Linked DNA regions of Mus musculus: region 1 is linked to region 2. A link is a contact called in ENCODE Hi-C data. All regions are on one chromosome and are shown on one strand. Each heading gives the region's core, a stretch centred on a gene start or an enhancer-like site at or near the end of the contact. The rest is flanking DNA. Distances are from core to core; before and after follow the strand shown. Region 1 holds the start of Tmem129 (transmembrane protein 129). Region 2 holds the start of Cad (carbamoyl-phosphate synthetase 2, aspartate transcarbamylase, and dihydroorotase).

What was found. A loop is a pair of places that touch in the nucleus more often than their neighbours do.
Region 1: a loop to region 2 is called in a map of regulatory T cell, with 8 times the contacts of the local background. The contact joins the promoter of Tmem129 here to the promoter of Cad in region 2. A Hi-C loop is called at or near these places in 2 of 37 maps with a recorded cell type or tissue (T-helper 17 cell and regulatory T cell).

The regions. Positions count from the first base shown.
Region 1 is chr5:33,652,397-33,659,311 of GRCm38, forward strand. It overlaps Tmem129 (transmembrane protein 129), which reads right to left and starts at 5,581. Exons shown (of 4, transcript NM_026698.3): 1 at 5,227-5,581; 2 at 2,927-3,401; 3 at 2,317-2,476; 4 at 820-2,218. The coding sequence starts at 5,431. The coding sequence ends at 1,970. It overlaps Tacc3 (transforming, acidic coiled-coil containing protein 3), which reads left to right and starts at 5,732. Exons shown (of 15, transcript NM_001040435.3): 1 at 5,732-6,331. Slbp (stem-loop binding protein) reads right to left here and starts at 178. Exons shown (of 8, transcript NM_009193.2): 1 at 1-178.
Region 2 is chr5:31,052,072-31,058,827 of GRCm38, forward strand. Cad (carbamoyl-phosphate synthetase 2, aspartate transcarbamylase, and dihydroorotase) reads left to right here and starts at 2,709. Exons shown (of 44, transcript NM_023525.2): 1 at 2,709-2,965; 2 at 3,172-3,311; 3 at 5,998-6,127; 4 at 6,606-6,748. The coding sequence starts at 2,884. It overlaps Atraid (all-trans retinoic acid induced differentiation factor), which reads left to right. Exons shown (of 7, transcript NM_027855.4): 3 at 126-197; 4 at 391-462; 5 at 692-813; 6 at 1,890-1,987; 7 at 2,192-2,562. The coding sequence ends at 2,296.

The DNA.
Region 1 (6,915 bases), core at 4,331-6,830, 2.6 Mb after region 2:
GGCGAAACCATGAGACGCGCACCTGCAGGGGAGTCCCTCTCAGCTCTGCGCGCCCGCCTGACGGACCCGGCTCCAACCCAAGCCTTGGGATTGCGGGCAGTCGCTAAACTACAACGCCTAATGCGGCCGTCCGAAGGGCGGGAGAAATGGAACAGCCCGACTAAGGCGGAAAGGAACTGGCGACCTCCCCCAGCCCCCACGGCCTTCCAGGAGGCTGGCGCTGTAGCAGCTGGGCCTCTGATTGGTTGCCCCTTCGCGGGCCCGAGGGATATTGGCGGGAGATTGGGCAGTGCGCGCCACTGCCTCTCAAAGTCAGGAGGTGTGGCCACGGCGAGGGCCGGCCCACCGAGATGCAGTCCAAGATCCCGACCGGCCCCTCCTACCCACCGCCACAGTAAGGCGGGAGAGCCCGCCTCTAGCTTATACCCATAGCTTTAAAACCGTACAAGCCATCCATTAACAGCCAAATAACTTAGTGGCCTCTTTTTCCCCGCAAGGCCATCTGCCCTGCCTCTGGTGCTTGAGTCTCCAGCACGCAGGCCAGGCCCCTGCAGATCCCACCTGTCCTATGTGGGCAATCATGACCCTTCCCTTAAGAGTGGATCTGGCCCAGAGCAGCGTGAGAGGGTGGGATGGTGGTAACTATGTGGAGCCATCTAAGGGCTTGTCCTTCTGAACGTACCAAGCACTGACACTGGTTTCTTATACGACTTTCTGATCTGTGACTATATTCATCTGACTTTCCCAACATCCTGCAGCCACTATGTAAAATACTGCAAAAGTTTGGTTTTACTACCAGGTTAAACAAAATGAAGTACATCACTTGAAAAGGAACACTTTATTAAATACTGTATCATTTAACTACATTTACATTTATTTGTATAAAATTAACTCTTCTGTGGTTAAAAATAACTTCAAACCACTTGGCCTCTGCTAGGCAGACAGCCCTTGAAACTGGCTGTCTCCTGGTCATACTTCAGGGACAGGCAGAACTGAGTTTGCTCTGGTAGCAAATCCCTGGGGTTAGGTGCAGTGTTGGCTGGATAAGGGGCTAGCTTGGTCTGCTACTACTGCTTTCAACAACTAAATGTAAGTGCTTCAGGACAAGTTGAAGGAGAGGTCATCCCTCTAGCAGCTACACTTTGTGTCAGAGATGGAGAGTAAAGAGCAACCTCTTCCCCACCCATCTGTACCATAGATAAGTGAGTACATCTATGTATATGTGCGTCCATCAGAACCTTAACCACTGAGGTATCCTCTCCTGATCCAAGCACCCCACAGGGGCTTGGCTAACCCTGTGCTACACCCCTGATGGGTTTCTTTCTGGATAGTCCTGTGGCTCTCTGGTCCTTGGCTCCCTAAAACCCTTTCCTAGGGTTAGGAGTATGAGCTTTTGGTCTCCCCTGGACTAGAGAAGCAGGACAAGACAACAAAAGCATTGTGGACCCTCTAAAGCATATGCAACCCTCGTGAGGAACTTGGGAAAGTACTCTGTCATACCTTCCTACCAAGAAGTGGCCCCTTGGCTAGCCACAGTCACCAGGATACCCTAGAAGAGGACTTCACACTAGAGTGGCACCCTGGTGACCCTCTCAACTGTCAGTGTCTACCCAACACCATAGGGTCTGGTTTTTAACTGAAATACAGGTATGCTATGTAATAGAATTAAGGCAAACAGGCCAAATAAAGGCTCTTGAGCCAAACTCCAATGTCTTGGGGCTTTGGAGCATCCTATGTGGCATATCAGCCCCACCTGGAGGTAAACTGGAAGAGAAGAGGCTGAAGGTCCAGGGATAGGGCATTTCCATGAGAATTTCTTCTAAAACTCTTCAACTGACCATAGATAGACTCAAGGTAGAGAGTGGCTGTAGATTAAGTGTGTGCTTTAACTAGAACCTCTTGTCAAAGTCAAAGAGCTTCAGGCACTCCCCAGAAGTGGCTAGTGGAGACACAGAACATACTGTGATGCTCAGCGTACACAGCACACATCCAGGATGCAGAAGCGGGCACGGCAAGTGGGGCAGGGCACACGGCTGGCTAGCCAAGTGTCAGGGCGCTGGGGATCCTGGCGGCTGGCAAACCACTTGCCCATGCAAGTGAGACACCACATGGGTCGGCAGTAACACTGCTGGCACTCGCCGACCGCTGGCTCCTGACAGGTCTTCACCAACTTCACGCTGGCCCGTGTTTGCATGCAGCCTATACAGGGCTCCAGCTCCTACCGAGAGGCAGTTGAAAGAAAAGGGGTTACAGAAAGGCCTACAGGATGGTCCTGGGAGGAGTTCCACCCACTCTCCCACCCGGGCCAGCCCCCACCTGGTTGCTGGGTACTGAATAGGCTGGGTTGACCTCCACATGGGAAGCAAATGTTTCTAGGAAGAGGTCCCCCAGGCTCTGGCGGATGACCACATTGGCTGCACTTCGGATTGGGGCGTGGAGCTTCTCACATAGTTCGCCATATTCTGATGAATTCAGCCTGCAAGAACCATGGCTTGATGAACTGAGACCATCTGCCCTTGGGTCCACAACCTAAAGTCATTCAGAACCAAAAGCGGGCAGGGCCAGGAAAAACAAGCCACCTCGGTGAAGGCATAGCTACTAAAGATGGATGTGAAGGCAAAATCCAGAGTCACTGGTCACGAATCCCCAGCAGGATGGACAGGAAGAGTCTGGAGCTAAAGTGCCACCAAACTACATTCCTAGGCCATCACAAGAAGGTATAGGGACAGCTCAATGACAGAGCAGAAAGAGCGACAAAAAGAAAGCAGAAGGCAAAAAAAAAAAAAAAAAAAAAACCAAACTTGAAGGAGGATGACACTAAAGGGGTCAATTGACCAATGTCATATAGGCCCCAGCAGTGCCTTAGTCTTCCTCTACCTTTAACACCTCCTAAGAAGTACATGATCCACAACCACCATGTACTTACCGAATATCAAAGGGCTGTGTGCCAGGGCTGGTGCTTGCCACACGTATAGTAAGAAGCTGCACAGGTAGGTTTGAGTCTGGCGAGAGATCATGCTGCCGTGACTCTGTCACAGTCAAGTGAACATCCTGTTGCTGAGCCACATGTACACGGTATGTGGTCACCTTCATTACCCATGTGTCTGTCACAATCACTCGGGCACCAGGTGCCCCTGTAGCAAACTTGTCAATCCGTCGGAACTCTGTGTTGATGGAAGAAGCGACAGCCTGCCAACCAGACTGTGGAAGGGCATAGAGGGCCAGGGTTTGGGCCAGTGGGTGTCGGGTCCACCTATCCCAGGACCAGTAGTAGATCAGGGTACAGGAGAGAAGGGGAAGGGTCACAGCCAGGAGAAGGAAGAGTTGCCAGGCTTCTGGGGCCTGACCTGGGGAGTAGAGCTGCTTTTCTGAGGCTGCAAAGCACATGCCCATGTAGTAGCCTGCAGAAGAAAAGACATCTCAGGGGAAGACCTGGATGCTGGGGGCTCTCCTCCTCCCATGGTAACCCATCTGAACACCACAGCGCTCTCCCTGTGCTTGGGGAAGGGAAGAGCTATTTCCTTTCTGTTGCCAGCCCTGAGCCTTGTCTTGGTAACCTAGGGCATGATTAGCTCCCAGGACACGTTGCTTTTACCCCTTCACCTCCACAGCAGGCCTGCCTCAGCTCTTAGCCAGAGCAATGGTACCTCATATTAGAGGAAAGTATTTGCAATTTACTACTATAACTTCACAGACAAAGCCAAGTAGAAATCAAATAAAATCAAAGCTGCTGGTTAGTGGTGATTCATGCTTTCTATCCCAGCACTCAGGAGGCAGAGGCAGGTGGATCTGAGGCCAGCCTCATCTACTGATCTAGTTCTGGGACAGCCATGGATACACAAAGAAAAACAAACAAATAAACAAAAATTTCCTAGAAAACCAAAAGGAAACGACTTTACATAAACTGACCACTGGCCTACTTGAGACAGTTCTTTGGGCTGTATCTTGGTATCTCAATTTTGCCTCCTCTGAGGAGGCAGAGCCAACATAGCCCATCTCAAAGCTGGGACACTGAACAAGAAAATGAGCAAGTACCCAGTGATAGGGCACCTTGCTAGAACAGAGAAACCAGTTTCAGAGCCCTGTTAACCCAACAGGGAGCAACTTGAACATCAAAATGATCTGCAGATGGTAAGGTACTGTTTGAGCAGGCTCCAATCTGCAAAAAACAATAGTAACTGTTTACTTCTAGCCAATTCACTACATGTTAAAATAACTTGTTATGTAGCAACAGAAGACAGCTCCACCGTCTGTCTGCTCTCAATATGACCTCCCTGAGTGACTTGTGCTTATTAACTTTGGGTTCCTTGTTCTGGTATGGGAGTGCCCACTGGACAGCCCTTGGTCAGGAGTCCTGCCTTAGAGCCCCACACTCTTGATATGCCTTGCAGTGTACTAACTAGGTCTCCAAACCAAACTACATGACCATGCCAACTCCATCTCCAGTTCTCCAAAGGAGTCCTCTCCACCCTCCTTCTTCTCAAAACAGATCTGAGTGTTTCTATTACCACACCTGCCTCTGCCTCTCTGGAGCCTAAGCAGCTGCTTCACACCAATCATTCCTGTGCCCAGAGCTGCAAGTATGACAGACAAGCAGACATGTGTTCTCCCAGATCTATCTTTCCCTGTCCCTGTAGCTTCCAAAGGTCTCCTTCATCTGGATCCCAGACTTCAATCACTGCTATATTCCAGCAGTTTCCCCAACCTTTCCTCCAATCAGCCAACAGATGGGCCTCTCCGAGGTCCCACTAGCACTTGGGGCACCACATACCATGGCCTTGGACAGGGCCATAGACCTAGCCCGGCAAAGGAAACGCTCCATTAACATTCCCAACCTTGACCGTCTTCATCTCTGCCTGCTCTTCTTACACCCACCTTCCCCTGGGATCTCTCCAACCCCTGTTGTAATGAAATCAACAGGAGCTCTTTCCTATAGAAATCGTCCAACATAGCAAGCAGGCTGAACGATTCTGCACTCCAGCCGCAGTGATGTCAAAGACTGGAGCTTAGCCCCACCCGAGCACCACTCGCAGGACAGCGCCAGGGCCGCCGCCTCCCAACTGGAAGAGCGTATGGTGCTCTAGAGCGCTCAGCTCACAGCCAGGGCTGCAGAGATCCCGCTTGCTTGTTCATGATCTTGACCGGCTTCTGCTCCAGTTCCTCACCCTTGGAGTCTCCAAGCGCCCGGTTAAGCGCCAACCACCGGCCGGCACACAGGAGGCTCACCTAACGGCAGCAGTGAGTGACACAGTAGTGTGGCGGAAGTGCGGCGAAGGTGGTAAGGTACGAAGGCGGCGTCCTCGCTGCCCAGCCAGCCCGACAACAGATTCTGCACTGTGAGCCCGGCCGAGTAGAACTCGTTGGGCGTGAACACGAAGCACACTGCGAAGACCAGGTAGGCCAACGTGAAGGTCACCTCAGGGCTGTCCATCCCGCCACCGCTCACTGGGCCGTGCAGAGGCAGGAGAGTCCAGTTCTGGACAGTTGGTTTGTTGCCGCAGCCACCGCCGTCAGATCGCCCGCGGGGCACTCTGGGAAACGGAGTCCAAGTCCGGCTACTGGCGGGGCATCCTGCGAATCTGAGCGCCTCCTGTCCAGGCACCCGCAAAGCATTCTAGGAAATGGAGTCCCCTCCTCAGGCTGCCCGCGGGGCACTGTGGGAGACAATTTCCCTGTTGGGTTGACCCGAAGGGCACCCTGGGAGTCAGAGTCTCGCGAGGCCGCCCCCGGCATTCTGAGTGGGGAGTTCTCGGACCCTACGCTGACCCACAAGCTGTGAGCCGCCCAGACACCCCCCGTAAGGGTTCAACTTCTCCCTTACAAACAGCTCGGAGGAGACACTGCAACTGGGTCCATTTAACAGCTGAGAAAAACCGAGCCAGGGCGAACTGGTTTCCAACCGCATTCGCGGCCGACCATGAGATTTTCTGGGCCATGATGGCTCTCACAGTCACTGGCTACCAACAAGCCCTCTCGGCCCCCGATGCTAGACCACAGTTCCCATACGCCCCAACGCTCCCACTGTGCCCTCAGTCCCGGAAGCGGAACTCCCTGCGCAAGAAGGGCGGGACCAGTATGGCTTGCAATTGGCCACAGGTGGCTCTACGGAAGCCTCTTCTCCAACGCGCTGATTGGCTGTGGAACGCCAACTTTCGGTATTTGAATCTGGGGCGGGCGTAGCGGACGACGTTCCGGGACTGCGAGAGCGGACCTTGTTGGGGTTCCTTCGGCTGGGTTTCTCCTGCTCCGTTTTCTTAGCGCGAAGCGGGCACGGCGCTCCTCCCTTGCGGTGGGCGTCCGCGCGGGCCCAGGGCTTGGCAACCGTAGTCAGGTAAGGGAAACGGCGATTTTTTATTTCCCTCGGGCGCAGGGTGGGGATCAGCCCCACGGAACTTGATTCCTGCGAGCTGAGTTACCGTTCCTGTCTTCCGCAGCTTCGCTCTCTCCCTTTGTTGAGGACCCACCCCTCACTCCAGCCTCCTCTGTTCTAAACTCAGGGGATGCACCTAGCCTCCTAGGCAGGACAGGAACCTGCCCGTGGGCTGGGCTTTGCAGGCCGGCCTGCCAGTGATCTCGGTCTGACCCAGTTGATGGCCTCCAAAGAGGCCGTGCTGGTTCCTGTTCTGGTCGAGCGTGTCGTGTAGGAGAATCGCGTCTCAGAGCCAGGGACATCCGTCGCCCCAAGTCTCTTACTCCATCTTTTCTGCGAAACTATTCTGTCTGTCGTCTGTCTTCCTGAACCCAGGGATATTTCTTGTTCCTGGGTCTGTGCCTCTAAGTCCTCCTTCCGTACAGCCTGACCACAACTTCAAAATAAATGGCTTCTCTTGGAAACGCTTTCTTTCCAACTCCAGATGGTCCTGATAAGTTTCCCTTCTCTATTGCATCCTTCTCTGAACAGAGTCCTTTAAGGCT
Region 2 (6,756 bases), core at 1,459-3,958:
ATGATTACAATGTCTGCTACCATAGCCTTAACCTTACAGTTCTGAACATAGATATTCCATCAATATTAGCTTAAGTAGGGGATGAAAAAGAGGCAGAGTTGACACTGATTTCTTTGTTTCTTCAGGCTAGATCTTCAGAACTGTTCCCTGAAGGATCCTGGTCCAAACTTTTTACAGGCTTATACTGCTATTATCATGTAAGTGGTTATATATTTTCCTGCCCAAAAGATAAATATGGTGATGGGAAATAACTCTTGAGAAGGTAGGTTAATATTAGCATCTAACCTTGTACAACTGAGGATAAGGAGTGGGTTACTGGCCCAGGACAGCACATATAAAGGCTAATAGAAAACTTCTGCAAACAGAGCGCTAACAGTGTGTACTTTGCAGAGACCTTCAGGCAAATCCTCTCAAGGATGATTTGGCCAACACCTTCCGTGGGTTTACTCAGCTGCAGACTCTGTGAGTAATACAGGAAGGGAGAGAGTGCTGATGTGCTAAGTGCTCAGCAGGATGAGAGCCACTACTGCTGTGTGGGGTGTGCGTGTGCGCGTGACTGAGTAAGTTCATATGTGCATGTGTGTTAGGGAGTGGACCCATGGCTTTGTGTGTTGTTGAATGTTTGTTCTACTCCCGAGCTACACCCCAACCTCTTTGGCTGTGCATTTATGATCATATGTGTTGTCTTCAGGATACTACCACAAGATGTTCCCTGTCCTGGAGGTAGTAATGCCTGGGACAATGTTACTTCTTTCAAGGACAAGCAGATTTGCCAAGGGCAAAGGGACCTTTGCAATAGCACTGGAAGCCCAGGTATGCTTTAGCATGGTCGCCTCACTGGAGAGTGCTTTCCTTCTTTCTAAAGAGCAATTATTCTCTACGTTAGAAAAGTAAAGATGCTAAAGTGCCTTTTTGTCCTGTGTGTTCTCTATTCCCCTGACGAGGTTTAATTATTATTGTTGCTGTATTATTATTATTTCTTTTTTCTTTTTCTTTTTTTTTTTTTTTTTTGGTTTTTTGAGACAGGGTTTCTCTGTGTAGCCCTGGCTGTCCTGGCACTCACTTTGTAGACCAGGCTGGCCTCGAACTCAGAAATCCGCCTGCCTCTGCCTCCTGAGTGCTGGGATTAGAGAGCTGGGATTAAAGGTGTGCGCCACCACACCCTGGCTTTTGTTGTTGTTTTGATACAAACTTTCTCTGTGTAACAGCTCTGGCTGTCCAGGAACTCACTCTGCAATCTGAGTTGGCCTTAAACTCACAAAGATATGCATGCCTTTTTCTCCCAGTGCTGGGATCAAAGGCTTGCACTACCTCCTGATGAGCTTTTCTTCTAGTGTTTCTTTTTGTTTTGACTTTCTGAGATAAGTTTCTGTAAGGATTCCTAGCTGATCTAGAACTTGCTGTGTACACCAGAACTCACAGAGATCCGCGCCTGCCCTGCTTCCCAAACGCTGTGATTTAGGTGTTTACCACCATGCCTGGCTTTTCCCTCTACTTTTGATGTACAAATAATTAAGAATCTAAGCAGATTTGAAAAAATGCCTAATGAGATCCAGTGATCTCCTCCCATGCAAGTACCAATCAGGCCCTGCTTTGCTTCTGAGATCAGAAGAGCTTGGCTCTGAAGCCCGGCGTGATGGCACATGCACTTGGGAGGCAGAGGCAGGTGGATTTCTGAGTTCGAGGCCAGCCTGGTCTACAAAGTGAGTTCCAGGACAGCCAGGGCTACACAGAGAAACCCTGTCTCAAAAAACCAAAAAAAAAAAAAAAAAAAAAAAAAAAAAAAAAAAAAAGAAGAAGAAGAAGAAGAAGAAGAAGAAGAAAGAGGAGCTTGGCTCTTCAGGGTAATTGGCCTTAGACTTCAGTGACTGTTTTTCTCTGGCTCCCAGAAATGTGTCCTGAGAACGGATCTTGTGCATCTGACGGTCCTGGTCTTTTGCAGTGCGTTTGTGCTGATGGTTTCCATGGATACAAGTGTATGAGGCAGGTGAGGAACTGGACCTTTTAGAAATAAAGGGATGCATTAGGCAAGAACTTCTCAGAAAGAGACACAAGACAAGGAATCAATGCTGGAGGGGGTAGGAAATAGAGGAAGTGCCCAAATGAGGGGATGAGTGACCGAGAAAGAACAGATGTTAAAAGAGGCCCTGGGTACCTACACAGCTGTGACTTGTCTGTTTGCTAATCACAGGGCTCATTTTCACTGCTTATGTTCTTTGGGATTCTGGGATCCACCACGCTAGCCATCTCCATTCTACTTTGGGGAACCCAGCGCCGGAAAGCCAAGGCTTCATGAGCCACACAAGACTTCCAGCTCACCTGACTGCGCACCCTCATCTATCAAGTCCCGGCCATGTCGCAGCCAAGAAGATTTACTTCGTTGACAATTACTGGCCAATGAGCAGAACTGTTTAAGGCTGAAGCGGCCATTGATAATGAAAGGTGTCAAATTGCACCACCTCGGGGGTCTTGTGGACACTTGGTTCAGGAGTGGACTCGTACTAATTTGTATTATTGACTACAATAAACACCTTTTCCCCCGTTTTAGAGAATGCTGCCGTACCTGTGCGTGTTTCTAGCTTGACCGGCTGGTTTGGGGGGGTCGGGTTTCTCAGGCCTCCGGGGTTGCTGCTGTGGAACCATCCTATGGTCCCGCCCCTGACGTGCCCGGCCCCGCCCCTGACGTTGCCGGCTGCTTGCGCCGTCGCAGTCGTGCTTCAGCTCACTACGCTTAGGGCTCTGGCTTGCCGCTCCCGCCTGCTCTCCAGCGCCCCGCGCAGCGAGCCACGTGGACCAACTCCGGCGCGCGGTGTTCGCTTGGTTCCAGTGGGGCTCGCCGCGCCTCCCGCGTCTGCGTGCTTGCCCTGTCTCAGCTCCGACCCGATGGCGGCCCTGGTGTTGGAGGACGGGTCGGTGCTGCAGGGCCGGCCCTTTGGGGCCGCTGTGTCGACTGCTGGGGAAGTGGGTAAGCAAGCCCGGGCGGGCTGCCGACCCCACTCTACTTAACCTGTCCACCCCGCCTGCACACTCCTCTTCCCGAGTCGATACCTCCAGCCCCAGCTCTCTTTCTCCACTCACGACCGAAGGCAGTCATCTCCTCCGGGATTTGCTGCTCTCGGGGCAGTGTTCCGATGGGTGCCCTTGCCTGAACTCAGCCCTGTCTTTCTTCAGTGTTTCAGACCGGCATGGTCGGCTACCCAGAGGCCCTCACTGACCCTTCCTACAAAGCTCAGATCCTAGTGCTAACGTATCCTCTCATCGGCAACTACGGCATTCCCTCAGATGAAGAGGACGAGTTCGGCCTGAGCAAGGTAGTCACACCCAGTGCTTCCACTACATCCCTTCTCAGATCAGAAGTTAGCGGTGAAGTGACCACTGACATCCTGCTAGACATCCTGGAGATAGCAGCTATACACACCAAAGCGACCGTGGTTACAGGGTTTCTAGGTACCTTGAAAGGCAGAGAGCTAAAGTACCCTCTCTGAAAGTCTTCTGTGTACTGAAAGCATGGTCCAAGAAAAGTGATAAAGGGTTTATGGGAGCAGTTCTCAAAATTGCAAGGGGTGCAATTTCTAGTTATCTTGGAAGGACCAGCAGAGGATTTTTTTTTAAAGTAGCAGAGTCATAGGGGGTAAACAATCCTTACAAATTCTGTTATTCTTTAATACAGTGGCTAGCTCGGCACTCACTGCGTTAAACCATATGAAAATTATTGTTGCTACTTCATAACTGTAATTTTGCTATTGTTGTAAATCGTAATGTAAATACCTGATATTTCCCATGGTCTTAGGCAACCCCTGTAAGAGAGGCAGGCGGGGGTCGCGACCTACAGGTTGAGAAACGCTGTTTCAGGCAGGCTGCTATAAATCGGTGAGAAACTGGAAACTAGAAGGGTCATGCCCCTTCTAAGACCAATTGTAGCAGTGACGTTGGTCACCATCTGGACTCCTTACTTGGCCTAGTTTCATTTTTTGCTTCTCAGTAGTGTTTACCTTTAGATAAACTCAAATTTCCTCACACAGTAAGGTCCCCCTTCTGTGAAATCTGGAAACTATTGCCTCTGAGAGTTAAGGCTAATATCGACACAACCATTAAGACAATAGAAGTCACCATAGCCTAGATGCAGTGTTCCACAGACCGAGCTTAAGCCTGACTGCAGGCTTACAGAAGCCTCACTATGTAACCTTGGCTGGCCTGGAACTCTCAGATCCACCAGCCTTTGCCTCCCAAGCTGTGATATTAGTTCATGTGCCAAGCAGAGCCTTTAATTCTTTGGTGTTTGTTGTTGTTTTGTTTTTTCGAGACAGGGTTTCTCTGTATAGCCCTGGCTGTCCTGGAACTCACTTTGTAGACCAGGCTGGCCTTGAACTCAGAAATACACCTGCCTCTGCCTCCCGAGTGCTGGGATTAAAGGCATGCGCCACCACCGCCCGGCCTTTTTTTTTTTTTTTTTTTTATCTTTTTTCTTTGCCTCTTTTTTTAAAAAAATTTTTTACTAGATATTTTTGTTATTTACATTTCAAATGTTATCCCCTTTCCTAGTTTCCCCTCCAAAAACCCCCTATCCCTTCCCTCCCCCCCTCCCCTGCTCACCAACCCACCTACTCCTGCTCCTTTGGCCCTGGCATTCCCCTACACTGGGGCATCGAACCTTCACAGGACAAAGGGCCTCTCCTCCCATTGATGACTGACTAGACCATCCTCTGCTACTTATGCAGCTGGAGCCATGTGTATTCTTTGATTGGTGGTTTAGTCCCTGGGAGCTCTGGGGGTATTGGTTACTTCATATTGTTGTTCCTCCTAAGGGGCTGCAAACCCTTTCAGCTCCTCTCTCTTTTTTTTCAAGACAGGGTTTCTCCGTCTAGCCTTGGCTGCCTGGAGCTCATTTTCTAGACTAGGCTGGCCTCACTGGCTTTGAACTAATAGAGATCCTCTTGCCTCTGCCTCCCTAGCACTGGGATTAAATAGGCATGTGCCACCCCCTCCTAGCTACAAGGCAATATCTTAAGAATTTGGTTAATATGTTAAGTTGTCAAAATTGAGACCCCCTGATAGATGCAGGGTGAATGAGACCTACAGCCCAATGCATTGCTTTGCCTGAAGATGTGTACCTGGGTCTCTCCACCTGGGGAGGGCCAGCCAAAACACCCTTCAGATCCCTGAAGGCTGTAGTTTATATAGACTTTCAAACTCAACCCTCCTGCCTCTGCCTTCCCTGGTGCTGGGGCTGCAGGTGAGGGGTTGAGGCATGGACATTTTTTTATTCTTTTTATACCAGGGTGTGTGTGTGTGTGTGTGTTTGTGTGTTGTTTTTCAAGACAGTTTCTCAGTGTAGTCCTGACTGTCTTGGAACTTTCTCTAGACCAGACTGGTCTCTAATTCTAAGTTCCAATTAAAGGTGCAGCACCACCATGCTCCACCGGCTTTGTTTATTTTAATGTTCTGTGCAAATCTCTTACTACTTTGTCTTTATCACACCTATATAATTATTACCGAGTTTGTTCATATTACCTTGTTAGTTTCTGGATACCTGAGGTGGAAGTTTGCACCTTGAGGACAACAAACCTTACCTTTCCTCACTGCCTTTGTTCAGTGCCTTTGTCTTGGCATCTGCTACAAGGCCTGCACCTAGTGAGCACACAGGAAATGCTTGAGGATTTAGTCTGTATCATGTGCAAGAACATATTCAAGACACATTGTACATAGCAGTGAAGTAGAAAAAGGTTCATTCTTAGAAGGGAGATGATGTAGATAATGTAGAAGTGGGGGTGTTCAGAGAGAGGAAAGCCCCATTTCCTGTTCTCTGGACACGATAGGCCCATGTTCAGTGTTTCTTGTGGGACAATGCAAAGTTAGTAAAGGCACTGCCTGCAAAGTGGGGAGTGCTTAGGATACTGTAGGAATGATACACTGTCCTGTGTGGCCAGACAGTGGAGGGACATGCCTTTGAGAGCTAGCTGTCTCTGAGCTAACTCCTCGCGGTCTCGTCTTCTATAGTGGTTTGAATCCTCGGAGATCCACGTGGCGGGACTTGTAGTGGGAGAATGCTGTCCCACACCCAGCCACTGGAGTGCCAACTGCACCCTGCATGAGTGGCTGCAACAGCGTGGCATCCCCGGCCTGCAAGGTACGAGAGCAAGCACTGGGGTGTCTGGGTAAAGTACACAGTACCTAGACCGAGAGAATCAGGGAGGTTTCTGGGATCTGTTACTTTTGTGTAGTCTGCTCTTTTTTTTTGGTTTGGGATTTTCAAGACAGGGTGGGTTATCATATAGCCAAGGATGGCCTCCTGTAGCTTCCCAAAGTGCCTTCCTACTACCTTGCCCAGCTTATGTTCTTACTCCTATAGTATTGTTTGCCATGTTTGTTTTCTTCTAGAAGTTATTTCCAGTAATTGGGGCTATGTAGATTGTGGTTCAGTTTGGATGTCATATTTAGGGCAAGACCACTTCATGGCAGTGTTCTTTCATCAGAGTGGTCCAGAATTTTGATGCGTGTAGAACAGTTGCGATTGATCGGGTCTGAGGAGGAGGAGGAGTGTTCCTGGACACCCTCACTGGTGACTGAGTTTGGGTCCATCATCTGAGGCTGCGCTGTTTTGACAGGAGTGGACACTCGGGAGCTGACTAAGAAGTTGCGGGAGCAAGGGTCTCTTTTGGGGAAGCTGGTCCAGAAAGGGACAGAGCCGTCAGCCCTGCCATTCGTGGACCCCAATGCCAGGCCCCTGGCACCAGAGGTCTCTATTAAGGTACAGAG